Linked DNA regions of Homo sapiens: region 1 is linked to region 2. A link is an interaction called in ENCODE POLR2A ChIA-PET data of the cell type or tissue named here. Cell type or tissue: B cell. All regions are shown on one strand. Links, peaks and the distances in the headings refer to the core of each region. The heading gives the core; the rest is flanking DNA. Region 1 overlaps MAST2 (microtubule associated serine/threonine kinase 2). Region 2 has its middle 16 kb from the start of MAST2.

Evidence for each region. ChIA-PET counts read pairs that join two places held together with the same protein. Peaks named below come from ENCODE experiments on the same cell type or tissue, not always from the same donor. Only the 100,000 strongest peaks of a DNase experiment are listed, where the experiment ranks them.
Region 1: POLR2A ChIA-PET joins it to region 2 with 6 read pairs; 5 of 35 experiments call an interaction of 5 or more read pairs at or near these places.

What each region holds. Positions count from the first base shown.
Region 1 is chr1:45,900,599-45,908,527 of GRCh38, reverse strand. The region is part of intron 4 of MAST2 (microtubule associated serine/threonine kinase 2); the gene reads right to left. It overlaps LOC105378694 (a long non-coding RNA gene), which reads left to right. Exons shown (of 5, transcript XR_001738038.2): 1 at 1-1,581. Among named protein-coding and RNA genes, the nearest start is that of MAST2, 100 kb to the right of the region's middle. In B cell, for the core only: no CTCF peak of the experiment used is centred there; no DNase peak of the experiment used is centred there.
Region 2 is chr1:45,783,886-45,791,814 of GRCh38, reverse strand. No RefSeq gene overlaps it. Among named protein-coding and RNA genes, the nearest start is that of MAST2, 16 kb to the left of the region's middle. In B cell, for the core only: no CTCF peak of the experiment used is centred there; a DNase peak (open chromatin) is centred at 3,684.

The DNA.
Region 1 (7,929 bases), core at 1,129-6,128, 120 kb before region 2:
AAATGACAAAGAAAATTAGAAAATATTTTGAATTACACTATAATAAAGACACACACACCAAATTATGGAATACAGTTAAAGGAGTGCTTAGAGGCACATATATAGCTTTAAATGCTTATATCAAAAAAGGAAGACCTGAAATCACTAATCCATACCTCTGCATTAAAAACTTTAAAAAGTCCAGGGAGGGATAGCATTGGGAGAAATACCTAATGTAGATTATGGGTTGATGGGTGCAGCAAACCACCATGGCATGTGTATACCTATGTAACAAACCTGTACGTTCTGCACATGTATCCCAGAACTTAAAGTATAATAAAAAACAATTTAAAAAAACTTAAAAGTAAATTAAATTCAAAATATAATAAAGAAAAGAAAGCAGAAATTAGGAACAGAAAATAAAAAAATTAACAAAACCAAAAATTGGTTCTTTGACAATATTAATAAAATTAATAAAACCACAGTAATAGACATCAAGAAGAAAAGGAGAGAAAACATAAATCATCAATATCAGAAATAAAAGATGAGTTATCACAACAAATCTAAAGACAGCAAAAGAATAATAAGAGAATAGCAGGAACAATTTATGCCAATACATTCTATAACTTATTTAAAATAGACAAAAAGTTCAAAAAATAACTTACCAAAACTGACTTTAATATAGATGTGCATTATGCTAAGTGACATAAGCCAGACACAAATGAACAATACTATATGATTCCACTGATATGAAGTATTTAGAAGAGGCAAATGCATAGAAAAAGAAAGTAGAACAGAGACTGCCAAGGCCTGGGGTAAGGGAAGAAGGGTGTTACTGCTTAATGGGCACAGAGTTTCTACCTGGGACCATGGAAAAGTTTTAGAAATAGATGGTGACAACAGTTGCATGACATTGTGAATATAGTTAATGTCATTACATTGTATACTTAAAAATGGTTAAAATGCCAGAAGTTGAGGCACAAGAATTGCTTGAATTTGGGAGGCAGAGGCTGCAGTGAGCTGAGATCACGCCACTGCACAGCCTGGGTGATAAGAGCGAGACTCTCTCAAAAAAAAAAAAAAAAGTTAAAATGGCAAATTTTGTTATATATACCTTGCCATAATTTTTAAGACTTTAAAGAAATTAATTCAAAAGGAGTTAAGATTCAAACATAAAAGCTAAAATTACAAACTTCTAGAAGAAAACATTGGAGAAAATCTTCATGATCTTGGGATGGGCACAGATTTCTTGGACAGAATGAGTGAGTACTAACTATAAAAACTCACAAAGAACATCAAAATTAAGACCTTCTGCTCTCTGAAAGACATCCTTCCAAAAAGGAAAAGACAAGCTGGAGAAAAATAAGTCACAATATATATAGTGATGCATCACTTAACAACAGAGATACCTTCTGAGAAATGCATTGTTAGGCGATTTCATCATTATGTGAACATCATGGAGTATACCTGCATAAACCTAGATGGTATAGCCTACCACACACATAGGCTATATGGTATTGTATAGCCTATAGACTGCTTCCAGGCCGCAAACCTGTATAGCATGTTACTGCATTGAATACTGTAAGCAACTGTAACACAATGGTAAGTATTTGTGCATTTAAACATAAAAAAGGTACAGTAAAAATACATGTAAAAGATAGAAATGGTACACTTGTATAGGGCACTTACCATGAGTGGGGTTTGCATGACTAGAACTTGCTCTGGGTGACTGAGTGAGTGGTGAGTAAATGTAAAGATCTAGCACATTACTGTCTACTACTGTAGACTTTATAGAAACATTGTATGCTTGGGCTACACTATTTAATATTGCATAATAACATTATATAAACATATAATATAATTATTATATGTTACAAACTTATATAATTATATATTATATAATTGTATCATATAAAATAACATATAATATAATTATATAATAACAATAATATATACAACATTATATAATAATAACATATAAACATTGTACACTTAGGCTACATTATTTTTTTAACAATAAATTAATCTTAGCTTACTGTAACATTTTCACCTTAAATTCTTTAAGTTTTAACTTTACCCTTAAAACACATATTGTACTGCTCCACAAAAATATTTTTGTTCTCTACATCTGCAGGCTATAGGCTGTTTTTTATTTTTAAATTTTAAATTTATTATTTCTTTTTAAATGTTTTTGCCAAAAATGAAGACACAAACATACACTTTAGCCTAAGTGTACACAGGGTCAGGATCATCAAGATGTCACTTTCAGCTCCTTTATAATCTTATGGGATCACCAGTGTCTATGCAGTCTGTTGTTGACCAAAACATTGCATGGTATTGCATGACTATATATATCTGACAAAATATCTGCATCTGAAATATATAAATAACTTGTACAACTCAGTAATTTTTTATTCTTTTTTTCAAAATAAGCAAAATATCTGAACACATTTCACAAAAGATTCACAAATGGCAAATAAGGACAGGAAAAACATATTCACCATCATTATTCATCTGGGAAATGTAAGTCAAAACCACAATGATATACCAGTATACACTCAATAAAATGGCTCAAATCTGATCATAACAAGTTTTGATGTGGACGTGGGCCAACTGGAACCCTCGACATCCCTAGTAGGAAAGTACAACAGTATAAACATTTTGGAAAATTATGTGGCAATTTTTTAGAAACTTAAACATACACTTACCAGTTACCATTTGATGGGGGTTAGGGGTAGTATCCTAAATCTAAGTTTGGCATTTTTTTTTTTTTGAGACAGAGTCTTGCTCTGTCTCCCAGGCTGCAGTGCAGTGGCGCGATCTCAGCTCACTGCAAGCTCCGCCTCCTGGGTTCACGCCATTCTCCTGCCTCAGCCTCCCAAGTAGCTGGGACTGCAGGTGCCCGCCACCATGCCCAGCTAATTTTTTGTGTTTTTAGTAGAGACGGGGTTTCACTGTGTTAGCCAGGATGGTCTCAAACTCCTGAGCTCGTGATCCGCGCCTTGGCCTCCAAAAGTGCTGAGATTATAGGCGTGAGCCACCGCGCACAGCCGGCTCTTTCATTTTTTAAAAGATTAAACATGCCTATAATCCCAGCACTTTGGGAGGCCAAGACGGGCAGATCACTTGAAGTCAGGAGTTCGAGACCAGCCTGACAAACATGGTGAAATCCAGTCTCTACTAAAAATACAAAAAAATTAGCCAGATGCGGTGGCGCATGCCTGTACTCCCAGCTACTTGGGATACTGAGGCAGAGGAATCACTTGAACACTTGAACCTGGGAGGTGGAGGTTGCAGTGAGCTGAGATGGTGCCACTGCATTCCAGCCTGAGTGACACAGCAAGACTCTGCCTCAAAAAAAAAAAAAAAAAAAAGATTAAACATATTTTAGTCAAAAGGGTTTTCATGTACCAGATACTACAACAAAAGTAACTTTGTGACCAGGTGCGCTGGCTCATGCCTACAATCCCAGAACTTTGGGAGGCCAAGGCAGGAGGATCACTTGAGCTCAGGAGTATGAGACCAAGATGAGCAACATAGGGAGATCACCTATTTATAATAAAGTTAAAAAAAATTAGCCAGGCATGATGGCATGTCCCTGTGGTCCCAGCTACTTGAGAGTCTGAGGTGGGGGACTCACTTGAACCCGGGAGGCTGAGGTTGCAGTGAGCCATGATCACACCACTACACTCCAGCCTGGGCAACAGAGCAAGGCCTCTCTCTCAAAAAAAGTGGCATTGCAATAAAATACACAAAAACTAAAAGCAAGAAAATGACAGTCTGGGTTGGGTGCGGTGGCTCGTGCCTGTAATCCTAGCACTCTGGGAGGCCAAGCAGGGTGGATCACTTGAACTCAGGAGTTTGAGACCAGCTTGGGCAATATGGCAAAATCCCATCTTTACAAAAAATACAAAAATTAGCTGGGTATGGTGGCATGTGTCTATAGTCCCAGCTACTTGGGGGGGCTAAGGTAGGAGTACTGCTTGAGCCCAGTTCAAGGCTGCAGTGAGCTGTGATTGCGCGAATGCACCCCAGCCTAGGCAACATAGCCAGACCCTGCCTAAAAAAAATTTAAGGCCGGACACGGTGGCTCATGCCTGTAATCTCAGCACATTGGGAGGCCAAGGCAGGTGGATCGCCTGAAGTCAGGAGTTCTAGATCAGCCTGGCCAACATGGTAAAACCACACCTCTACTAAAAATATAAAAATTAACCGGGCATGGTGGCAGGCGCCTGTAATCCCAGCTACTCAGGGGGCTGAGGCAGGAGAATCGCTTGAATCTGGGAGGCAGAGGTTGGCAGTGAGCTGAGATCACGCCATCACACTCCAGCCTGGGGGACAAGAGTAAGCCTTCGTCTCAAAAAAAAAAAAAAATTAAAAATTAGCTGGGTGCAGTGGCACACACCTATAGTCCCAGCTACTAGGGAGGCTGAGGTGGGAGGATCACTTGAGACCAGGAGTTTAAGATTGCAATGAGCTATGATACTGCTACTGCATTCCAGCTTAGCCAACTGAGACCCTGTGTCTAAACAAATAAATAAGCAAATAAGCAAGCAAGAACATAGGAAAAGTGGACTTTCATGATGTATTAGTTTTCTATTGCATAACAAATTAGCAAAAACTTAGCCACCTAAAACAATACACATTTACTATCTCACAGTTTCTGATTCAGGAATTCAAGCACAGCTTAGCTGGGTCCTTGCTTAGGGTCTCTTAAAGCTGCAAGCAAGGTGTCACCTGGGCTATGTTTTCATATGGAGACCCGATTCAGGAAGAATCCACTTCTAAACTCATTCTCATGTGCACACAGAACATTCTCTAAAATTGACCACATGTTCGGTCATAAAGCTAGTCTCAATAAATTTTTCAAAAATAAAAATCATATCAACCATCTTCTCAGACCTCATGGAATAAAATTAGAAATCAACATCAAGAGGAACTCTCAAAACCACACAAGTACATGGAAACTAAACAATTTGCTCCCGAATGACTTTACAGTAAACAATGAGATTAAGGCAGAAATCAAAAAATGTTTTGAAATAAATGAAAATAGAGACACAACATACCAAAACCTCTAGAATACAACAAAAGCAGTGTTTAGACTGCTAAGTTAAGTTTAGGCCAGGCACAGTGGCTCATGCCTGTAATCCCAGCACTTTGGGAGGCCAAGGCGGGAGGATTGCCTGAGCTCAGGAGTTTGAGACCAGCCTGGGCAACATGGTGAAACCCTGTCTCTACTAAAAATACAAAAATTAGCCAGGCATGGTGGTAAGTGTCTGTAATCCCAGCTACTCAAGAGGCTGAGGCAGAAGAATTGCTTGAGCCTGGGAGGCAGAGGTTGCAGTAAGCCGAGATCACGCCACTGCATCCAGCCTGGGCGACAGAGTGAGACTCTGTCTCCAAAAAAAAAAAAAAAAAAAAAGACAAAAATTTATAGTGCTAAATGCTTAACATCAAAAAGAAAGATCTCAATTAACAACCTAACATCATAGCTAAAGAAACTAGAAAAGCAAAAACAAGCCAAACCCAAATCTAGCTGAAGAAAAGAAATAAAGATCAGGGCAGAACTAAATGATATTGAGACCAAAAATATGACATAAAGGAGCAACAAAACAAAAAGTGGGTTATTTCAAAGGATAAACAAAACTGTTAAACTGCTAGGTAGATTAACCAAGAAAAGAGAAGATTTAAATAAGCACAATCAGAAATGACAAAAGTGGCATTACAACTGATATCACAGAAACACAAAAGCTCCTCAGAGACTACTATAACATCTCTATGAGCATAAACCAGAGAAACCTAGAAGACATGAATAAATTCCTCAAAACACACAAACTCTTAAGAATGAACCAGGAAGAAATGGAAATCCTGAACAGACCAATAATGAGCTATAAAACTGAATCAGTAATTTAAAAATCTACGAACCAAAAAAAAAAGCCCAGGACCAGAAGGATTCACAGCCAAGTTCTACCAGATGTACAAAGAAGAACTGTACCTCTTACTGAAACTATTAAAAAAAAAAATTGAGTATGAGGGATTCTTCCCTAGCTCGTTCTACTAAATCAGTATCATCCTGATACCAAAATCTGAGAAGGACACAACAAAAAAACTACAGGCCAATATCCCTGATGAACATGAATGTAAAAATCCTCAACAAAATACTAGTAAACTGAATCCAGCAGCACATCAAGATGATAACTGGATCATGATCAAATGGTTTTATGCCTGGGACACAAGGATGGTTCAGCGTACACAAATCAATAAATGTGATTCACCACATAAACAGAATAAAAAACAAAAACCATATGATCATGTCAACAGACACAGAAAAAGCATCTGATAAAATCCAACATCACTTCATGATTAAAAACCTTCAACGAATTAGGCATTGAAGGAAGACACCTCAAAATAGTAACAACCATATATGATAAACTCACAGCCAATAGCATCATACTGAATGGGCAAAAACTGAAAACATTCCCTCTAAGAAATGGAACAACACGAGGATGTCCACTCCCACTACTCCTATTCCACATAGTACTGGAAGTGGTAGCCAGAGCAATTAGGCAAGAGAAAAAAATAAAAAGCATCCAAATAGGAACAGAGTTAGTCAAATTATATCAGTTCACTAACAACATAATCCTATACCTAGAAAACCCTAAACATTACTCCAAATGATTCCTAGACCCAATAAACAATTTTAGTAAAGTTTCAGGATATAAAATTAATGCACAAATCAGTTGCATTTCTATATACCAACATTCAAGCTCAGAATCAAATCAAGAACTCAATCCCATTTACAATTGCCACAACCAAAATAAAATACTTAGGAATACATTTAACCAAGAAGATGAAAGACCTCTACAAGGAGAGCTAAAGAACACTGATGAAAGAAATCACAGACAACACAAACAAATGGAAAAACATCCTATGATCATGGATAGGAAGAATCAATATCGTGAAAATGACTACACTGCCCAAAGCAATTTTAATCAAATTACCAATGTCGTTTTTCACAGAATCAGAAAAAACCATTCCAAAATTCATATGGAACCAAAGAAGAGCCCACATAGTAAAAGCAATCGTAAGCAAAAATAACAAAGCTGGAAGCATCACACTACTCGACTTCAAATTATACTACAAGGCTATAGTCACCAAAACATCATGGTACTGGTACAAAAACAGACACACAGCTCAATGAAATAAAACAGAGAACCCAGAAGTCAATCCATACACCTACAGTAAAGTGATCTTCAACAAAGTTGACCACAATAATCAATGGGGAAAGGACACTCCATTCAATGAATGGTGCTGGGAAAATTGGCTAGCCATATGCAGAAGAATGAAACTGGACCCCTATCTCTCACCATATATAAAAATTAACACATGATGGATTAAAAATTTAAATTTAAGACCTGAAACTATAAAAACCCTAAAAGAATACCTAGGAAAAACTCTTATGGACATTGGCCTAGGCAAATAATTTATGACTAAGACCTCAAAAACAAATATGACCAAAACGAAAATGGACAAATGAGACTTAATTAAACTAAAGAGCTTCTGTACAGCACAAGAAACAATCAACAGAATAAAAAGACAACCCATAGAATGGGAGAAAATATCTGCCAACTACGCATCCAACAAAGGACTAATATCCAGAATCTATAAGGAACTTAAATCGTAAGAAAAAAACAAATAAATCTGCTAAAAAGTAGGCAATAGAAACGAACAGACACAAAAGAAGACAAGTGACCAACAAACTCATGAAAAAAATATCCAACATCGGCCGGGCGCGGTGGCTCACGCCTGTAATCCCAGCACTTTGGGAGGCCGAGGCAGGTGGATCATGAGGTCAGGAGATCGAGACCATCCTGGCTAACAAGGTGAAACCCCGTCTCTACTAAAAATACAAAAAATTAGCCGGGCGCGGTGGCGGGCGCCTGTAGTCCC
Region 2 (7,929 bases), core at 1,427-6,426:
CTCTACTAAAAATACAAAAAATTATTCAGGCATGTTGGTGGGCACCTGGAATCCCAGCTACTCAGGAGGCTGAGGCAGGAGAATTGCTTGAACCCGGGAGGCAGAGGTTGCAGTGAGCTGAGGTCATGCCATTGCACTCCAGCCTGGGCAATAAGAGCAAAACTTTGTCTCAAAAAAAAAGAAGCAAAAATAGACAAAAGGGATTATTACTATATCAAACTAAAATCTTCTCCACAGCAAAGGAAACTATCAACAGAGTGAAGAGACAACCAGTAGAATGGGAGAAAATATTTTCAAAATATTAATCTGGCAAAGGATTAATACCACGAATATACAAGGAACTCAAACAATTCAACAGCAAAAACACCCAAAGAATCCAATTTTTTTAAATGGGCAAATGAGTTGAATAGACATCTCTCAAATGAGACATACAAATGGCCAGCAGGTATATAAAAGAACGCTCAACATCACTAATCACCAGGGAAATTCAAATCAAAACCACAATGAGATAACATCTCACTCCAGTTAGAATGGCTACTATCAGAAAGACAAAAAAATAACAAATTCTGGAGAAGATGTGGAGAAACGGGAACTCTACATATTGCTGGAGGGAATGTAAATTAGTACAGCCATTATGGAAAACAGTATAGAGGTTCCTCAAAAAATGAAAAACAAAGCGGGGCACAGTTGCTCACGCCTGTAATCCCAGCACTTTGGGAGGCTGAGGTGGGCGGATCACGAGGTCAGGAGATTGAGACCATCCTGGCTAACATGGTGAAACCCCGTCTCTACTAAAAATACAAAAAATTAGCTGGGCATGATGGCATGTACCTGTAATCCCAGCTACTTGGGAGGCTGAGGCAGGAGAATAGCTTGAACTCGGGAGGCAGAGGTTGCAGTGAGCCAAGATTGCGCCACTGCACTCCAACCTGGCGACAGAGTGAGACTCCGTCTCAAAAAAAAAAAAAAAAAAAGAAAAGAAAAAAGAAAAACAGAGCTGTCTGATGAGCCAGCAATTGCACTACTGAGCATATATCCAAAGGAAATTATGTTATCTGCACTCCCATGTTTTTTGCAACACTATTCACAACAGCCTATGTATATCTATAGGTTATATACAGATATATATAGATAGATATCACATTTTCTTTATGTGTATATATATATATATATATATACTCCATTGTGTGTGTGTATATACTCCATTGTGTGTGTGTATATACACATATGCACATATATATACACATATGTGTGTATGTACATACATACATACACACATATATAATACATACAATGGAATATATATATATACACACACAATGGAATATATATAGACACACACACAATGGAACACTATATCTATATACACACATACGCACACACACAATGGAATATATATATACACACAATGGAATACTATATATATATATACGCACACACACCCCCACAATGGAATATATATACGCACGCACGCATATATATACACATACACTTAATTTCCCTCACACACACAATGGGATACTATTCATCGGTAAAAGAACAAAATCCTATCATCTGTGAAAACATGAAAAAGTTACCTGTAATCTCAGCTACTCGGGAGGCTGAGGCAGGAAAATGGCTTGAACCCGGGAGGCGGAGCTTGCAGTGAGCTAAGATAGTGCCACTGCACTCCAGCCTGGGCAAAAGAGCGAGACTCTCTCTCAAAAAAAAAAAAAAAAAGAAAAAAAAGAAATATCACGCTGTACCCAGTAAATATATATAATTATTGTGTCAGTGAAAAATAATAAAAGCAAAAAACCCTTTTTAATGTTTTAAATAGTTAAAATGGAACAAATGCCAATTAAATGATAGTATGTTTATGAAGATGAAAGATTTTATTGATATGGCAACAAAGACAGTAGCTTCTAACAAGATTAAAAGAATGGCTATTAGAATTACCTAGCTAGCACAGTGGCTCATGCCTATAATCCCAGCACTTTGGGAGGCCTAGGCAGGAGGAGCAATTGAGGCCAGGAGTTCATAGACCAGCCTGGGCAACACAGCGAGATCCTGTCTCTACAAAAAATTTAAAAATTAGCCAGGCATGGTGGCACATACCTGTAGTCCTAGCTACTTGGGAGGTTGAAGCAGGAGAATCCCTTAACCCCAGGAGTTTGAGGCTGCAGTGATTTATGATCATGTCACTGCACTCGAGCCTGGGAAACAGAGTTAGACTCTGTCTCTAAAAAACAATAAAATAATTTTTAAAAAGGAATTTCCAGAAAAACATAAAACCATGGTTTAAAAATGAAACAAATTAAAATGCTGCTTCTATTTTAGCAATCAATGGATAATAAGATAAGAAAACCCACATGGTCCTGACATTTCTATTTCTGTTTTTAAAATTTTATAATTTTGAGGTTAGATTTTTAAAAATCCTGATAGACTTGGGAACATCTTTGAAAACGTCAGCCATTATTAATTATGCTTGTCTCCATCCATTTCTTGTCCTTCCTCTACACTGCTGTACACTGCAGAGGACTAGCTGGTGCAAGTTATGTTTCTTTTTTCTTTCTTTTTTTTTTTTGGATACAGAGTCTCACTCTGTCACCCAGGCTGGAGTGCAGTGACACAATCTCGGCTCACTGTACCCTCCACCTCCCAGGTTTAAGCGATTCTCTTGCCTCAGCCTCCTGAGTAGCTGGGATTACAGCTGTGCGCCACTACTTCTGGCTAATTTTTTTATTTTTAGTAGAGACGAGTTTTCACCATGTCGGTCAGGCTGGTCTCAAACTCCTGACCTCGTGATCCTCCTGCCTTGGCCTCCCAAAGTTCTGGGATTACAGGCATGAGCCACTATGCCCGGCCACAAGTTATATGTCTTTCTTTTTGTTTTTGTTTTTGTTTTGTTTTTTTGATACAGAGATTTGCTCTTATTGCCTAGGCTGGAGTCCAATGGTGTGATCTTCGCTCACTGCAACCTCTGCCTCCCAGGTTCAAGCGATTCTCCTGCCTCAGCCTCCCACGTAGCTGGGATTACAGGCATGTACCACCATGCCCAGCTAATTTGTATCTTTAGTAGAGAGGGGGTTTCACTATGTTGGTCAGGCTGGTCTTGATCTCCTGACTTCAGGTGATCCACCCACCTTGGCCTCCCAAAGTGCTGGAATTATAGGCCACTGTGCCCGGCTGGCTGGCTGGCTGGCTGGCTTGCTTGCTTGCTTGCTTTTTTTTTTTTTTTTTTTTTTGACAGTGTCTCGCTCTGTTGCCCAGGCTGGAGTGCAATGGCACCATCTTGGCTCACTGTAACCTCCTCCTCCCAGGTTCAAGTGATTGTCCTGCCTCAGCTTCCCGAGTAGCTGGGACTGCAGGCGCCTGCCACCACGTCCAGCTAATTTTTGTATTTTTAGTAGAGATGGGGTTCCACCATGTTGGTCAGGCTGGTCTTGATTTCCTGACTTCAGGCAATCCACCCACCTCGGCCTCCCAAAGTGCTGGGATTACAGGCATGAGCCACTGCGTCAGGCCCGCAAGTTATATTTCTAAAGTTCTTTCACCTGGTTACTTTTGGTTAATGGGAGGGATATTGGAGGATTTCTGCTTCAGCCAGCATCTTCAACATTGACTGTGTCTTTCTGATCTCACCAGAGTCTCTTCCTCCTTATCTTGCTTCCACGGGGTGGTCCTTCCCTTAGTGGTTTCAGTTCCCATTGAGTGGTCCCAGCTCATGGGTTCTGTAACCACTACCTCCTCCGCTGATTCTCCAGCCCTCGGGGTGGTAGAGGCTTCCTGCTGTTGCTAATTTCTGAATTGCTTCCCCATTCCCTATTTCACTTCCAACCCATTTGTAACTACCCTCCTGTATAAAATTCCTTCTATTTAACAACGTGGCATAGACTCCATTTCTGTTTCTCTGACTGGACCCAGATGTAATTAATCTAAGTAGTGTATATGGACCATGGGAATTAATGCCATTCAATCAACCATCAAAAGACAAGGAGAGGCCGGGTGCCATGGCTCATGCCTGTAATCCCAACACTTTGGGAGGCTGAGGCAGGTGGATCACTTGTGGTCAGGAGTTCAAGACCAGCCTGGGCAGCATAGTGAGACCCTGTCTCTACAAAAAAAAAAAAAAAAAAATAGCCAGGCATGATGGCTTACACCTGTAGTCCTAGCTACTCAAGAAGCTGGTGGGAGAATCACTTGAGCCCAGGAGTTCAAGGCTGCAGTGAGCCATGATCGTGCCACTGCACACTTCAGCCTGGTTGACAGAGTGAGACCTGTCTCTAAAAAAGTACAAAGAAAAAAGAAATAAAGAAAAATAGAAGCCTAAAAGATTTACTGTCTGGCCATTTACAGAAAACATTTGCTGACCTCCATATTAGGTAATGGAGTAGCCAGGCTCAGAGACATGCTTTGAGAAGGCTGGTTGTGCTTGTATAATCATTCCAAGCAAGGTGGAAATTGGTGGTAGAGAGGCTAGTGGGGAACCCAATGCAGTAATCCAGAAGGGAGATGAGGAGGACTGTATTAGTCAAAACTTTTTGATTGCAAGTGATCAAAACCTAACCTAACCAGACAAGCAAAAGTGAACATGGAACAACCTGCAAGTTGTCTCTCCAATATCCATTCCTTGTCTTGCATACTAAGAAAAGCCCAATTTAGTATGGGTCAGCAGTATATGTAGTAGCTAAAATATTTACCTTTCCAGAGTGCAGGTTGGGATAATCTGCACTTAGGGGAGACCATATGACCCAGTTCTGGCCACTGGAAGAATAAAGGAATTTTCAAAGTTAGGCTTGCAGAGGTACATGCCTGGTATGCTTGTTCTTTCAGCCCTTTGTCCCTCATCTTTTCCCTCTCTTCTTGCTAAGAAAGCAGACTCCATTTGGGATGTACAGTCACTATCTTGCCTCACACTGAGAATAGTGGAGCAGGCAAACATAGAAGCCTGGGTCTTTTATGACATCCTGTAACCTGGAGCAACTGCTCTAACCCTGGAATGCCTACCTCTAAGCATTTTTTTTTTTTTGAGACGGAGTCTCACTCTGTCACCCAGGATTCAATACAGTGGTGAGTGGTGTGATCACGGCTCACTACAACCTCTGTCTCCTAGGTTCAAGCAATTCTCCTTCCTCAGCCTCCCTAATAGCTAGGATTACAGGTGCCCACCACCATGCCGGACTAATTTTTGTATTTTAGTAGAGATGGGGTTTCGCCATGTTGGCCAGGCTGGTCTCAGACTCCTGACCTCAAGTGATCCACTGGCCTTGGCCTCCCAAAGTGCTGGGATTACATACATGAGCCACTGTGCCCACCCCATCTATTGATGGGAAGAAAATTAACTCCTATATGGATAAGCCGTGTTAATTACTTGCAGCCAAACACATCCCTAACTGATACAGAGAATTTGTTGGAAAAATCCTAAAGTAACTCAGATTATTCAAACTGAATCCCATTACTGTCTTTTGCATATTGGATTCATTTTCTTTTCTTGCACTCATCTGGCTTTCTTTACTCCTTGATCCACATGGCAGAAAATACGGCCATGGCTGGCTGGGCGAGGTGGTTCATGCCTGTAATCCCAGCACTTTGGGAGGCTGAGGCGGGCGGATCACGAGGTCAGGAGTTTGAGACCAGTCTGGCTAACATGGTGAAACCCTGTCTCTACTAAAAATACAAAAATTAGCCAGGTGTGGTGGCACGTGCCTATAGTCCCAGCTACTCAGGAGACTGAGGTGGGAGAGTCGCTTGAACCCAGGAGGCAGAGGTTTCAGTGAGCCAAGATCGTGCCACTGCACTCCAGCCTGAGTGACAGAGCAAGACTCCGTCTCAAAAAAAAAAAAAAAAAAGAAAGAAAGAAAATATGGCCATGGCCAACAACAGCTTCTATGTTTTACACTGTATATCTACAGTCATTGAAGAGAGATTAACCACACTCTCTTGGTCCTAAATATTAAAAAGTAAGAAGAAACTCACTGTCCCACTTCGGGCCACATGACTGCCTGCAGACCTATCAACCATAGACAGATAGGGTAGGTCAAATATGGGCATGCAATCTCCAGTAGGAACCACATGAATAGAATGGGAGGAGAGGCAGTGCCCACCGGAAGGAAGACTCCTGACAGACAAAACCACAGATACTTACTACAAAACCTGAACGAGGGTGGTGGTAGCAGAGTTAGAAGACAGATTCAAAAAATAATTAGGGAGAAATCAATAGTTGACTGATTGGTTTCGGGGGAGGGCAGTGAAAAAGAAGGAAAAGTTAAGAACAACTTCAAGGGTTTTGTTTCTTGTGAAAAAAAAAGAATTACTGATTGAATCAAAATGAATTATTATTAACAGTAACTTTGGCTGTCAGTTCTTCTCTTTACATACTTCACACAGATTTTAACACCAGATTCTAACCTTAGTTCCTAAAGATTCCACATGTCAATATGAAAATCACAAAGCTGCTGGGCGTAGTAGCTCATGCCTGTAATCCCAGCACTTTGGGAGGCTGAGGCAGGCAGATGACGAGGTCAGGAGTTTGAGACCATCCTGGCCAACATAGTGAAACCCCGTCTCTACTAAAAATACAAAAAAAATTAGCCGGGTGTGGTGGTGTGCGCCCCTGTAGTCCCAGCTACTCGGGAGGCTGAGGCAGGAGAATCGCCTGAACCCGGGAGGCAGAGGTTGCAGTGAGCCAAGATTGCGACACTGCACTCCAGCCTGGGTGACAGTGCAAAACTCCGTCTCAAAAAAAAAAAAAAAAATCACAAAGCTTCCAATGAATGAAGGAGCAGAAAGCAGGGAATAGGTAGTTCACAAAGGATGAAATTAAAGAAGTCGCTGGGCACGGTGGCTCACACCTGTAATCCCAGCACTTTGGGAGGCTGAGGTGGGCAGATCACTTAAGTCCAGGAGTTCAAGACCAGTCTGGCCAGCACGGCAAAACCCAGTCCCTACTAAAAATGCAAAAAATTAGCCAGGCGTGGTGGCACGCACCTGTAGTCCCAGCTGCTTGGGAGGCTGAGGCACCAGAACCACTTGAACCTGGGAGGTGGAGGTTGCAGTGAGCCAAGATCACACCACTGCCCTACAGTGTGGGCAACAGAGCAAGACTCTGTCTCAAAAAAAAAAAAAAAAAAAATTAAAGGGGTTAACAAACATGAAAAATGTTCTAACTTACTAGTGATCAAAGAAATGTAAATCAAAACAAGGAGGTAAGTCATTCTAAAAAGCTTATTAGATTAGCAAGTGGGCTGGCTACTGAGGCAATGTGCTAGACCTGGGTGCTCAGCTGTGTTTCAGATGACAAAGGCAATAGGCACAGCCTTTAGAGTAAGTATTGTGGCCAGAGTTATTCATGAACCATAGAGATGTTCCACTCCCATGATTTCACCACTGAAAAAAGATCCTAAGCAAATAATCCAAACTGTGGAAAAAAAGCCCTATGTATTAAAGATGTTTTTCACAGCATTGCTTAAAAGAGTAAAAATAATTTACAAACTAATAGTTGGCCGGGTGCGGTGGCTCACACCTGTAATCCCAGCACTTTGGGAAGCCAATGAGGGCTGATCACGAGGTCAGGAGATCGAGACCATCCTGGCTAACACGGTGAAACCCCATCTCTACTAAAAATACAAAAATTAGCTGGGCCTGGTGGCGGGCGCCTGCGGTCCCAGCTACTCAGGAGGCTGAGGTAGGAGAATGGCATGAACCCGGAAGGCGGAGCTTGCAGTGAGCCGAGATCCCGCCACTGCACTCCAGCGTGGGCAACAGAGCGAGACTCTGTCTCAAAAAACAACAACAACAACAACAACAACAACAACAAAAACCTAATAGTTAAGTACTGGCCTAATAAATTATGATATCCTGTTACAATGCAACCTTATGCAACCATTAAAATGATACCAAATAAAAAGGATATAGCAACACAGAAAATGCTTTTGGCCGGGTGCGGTG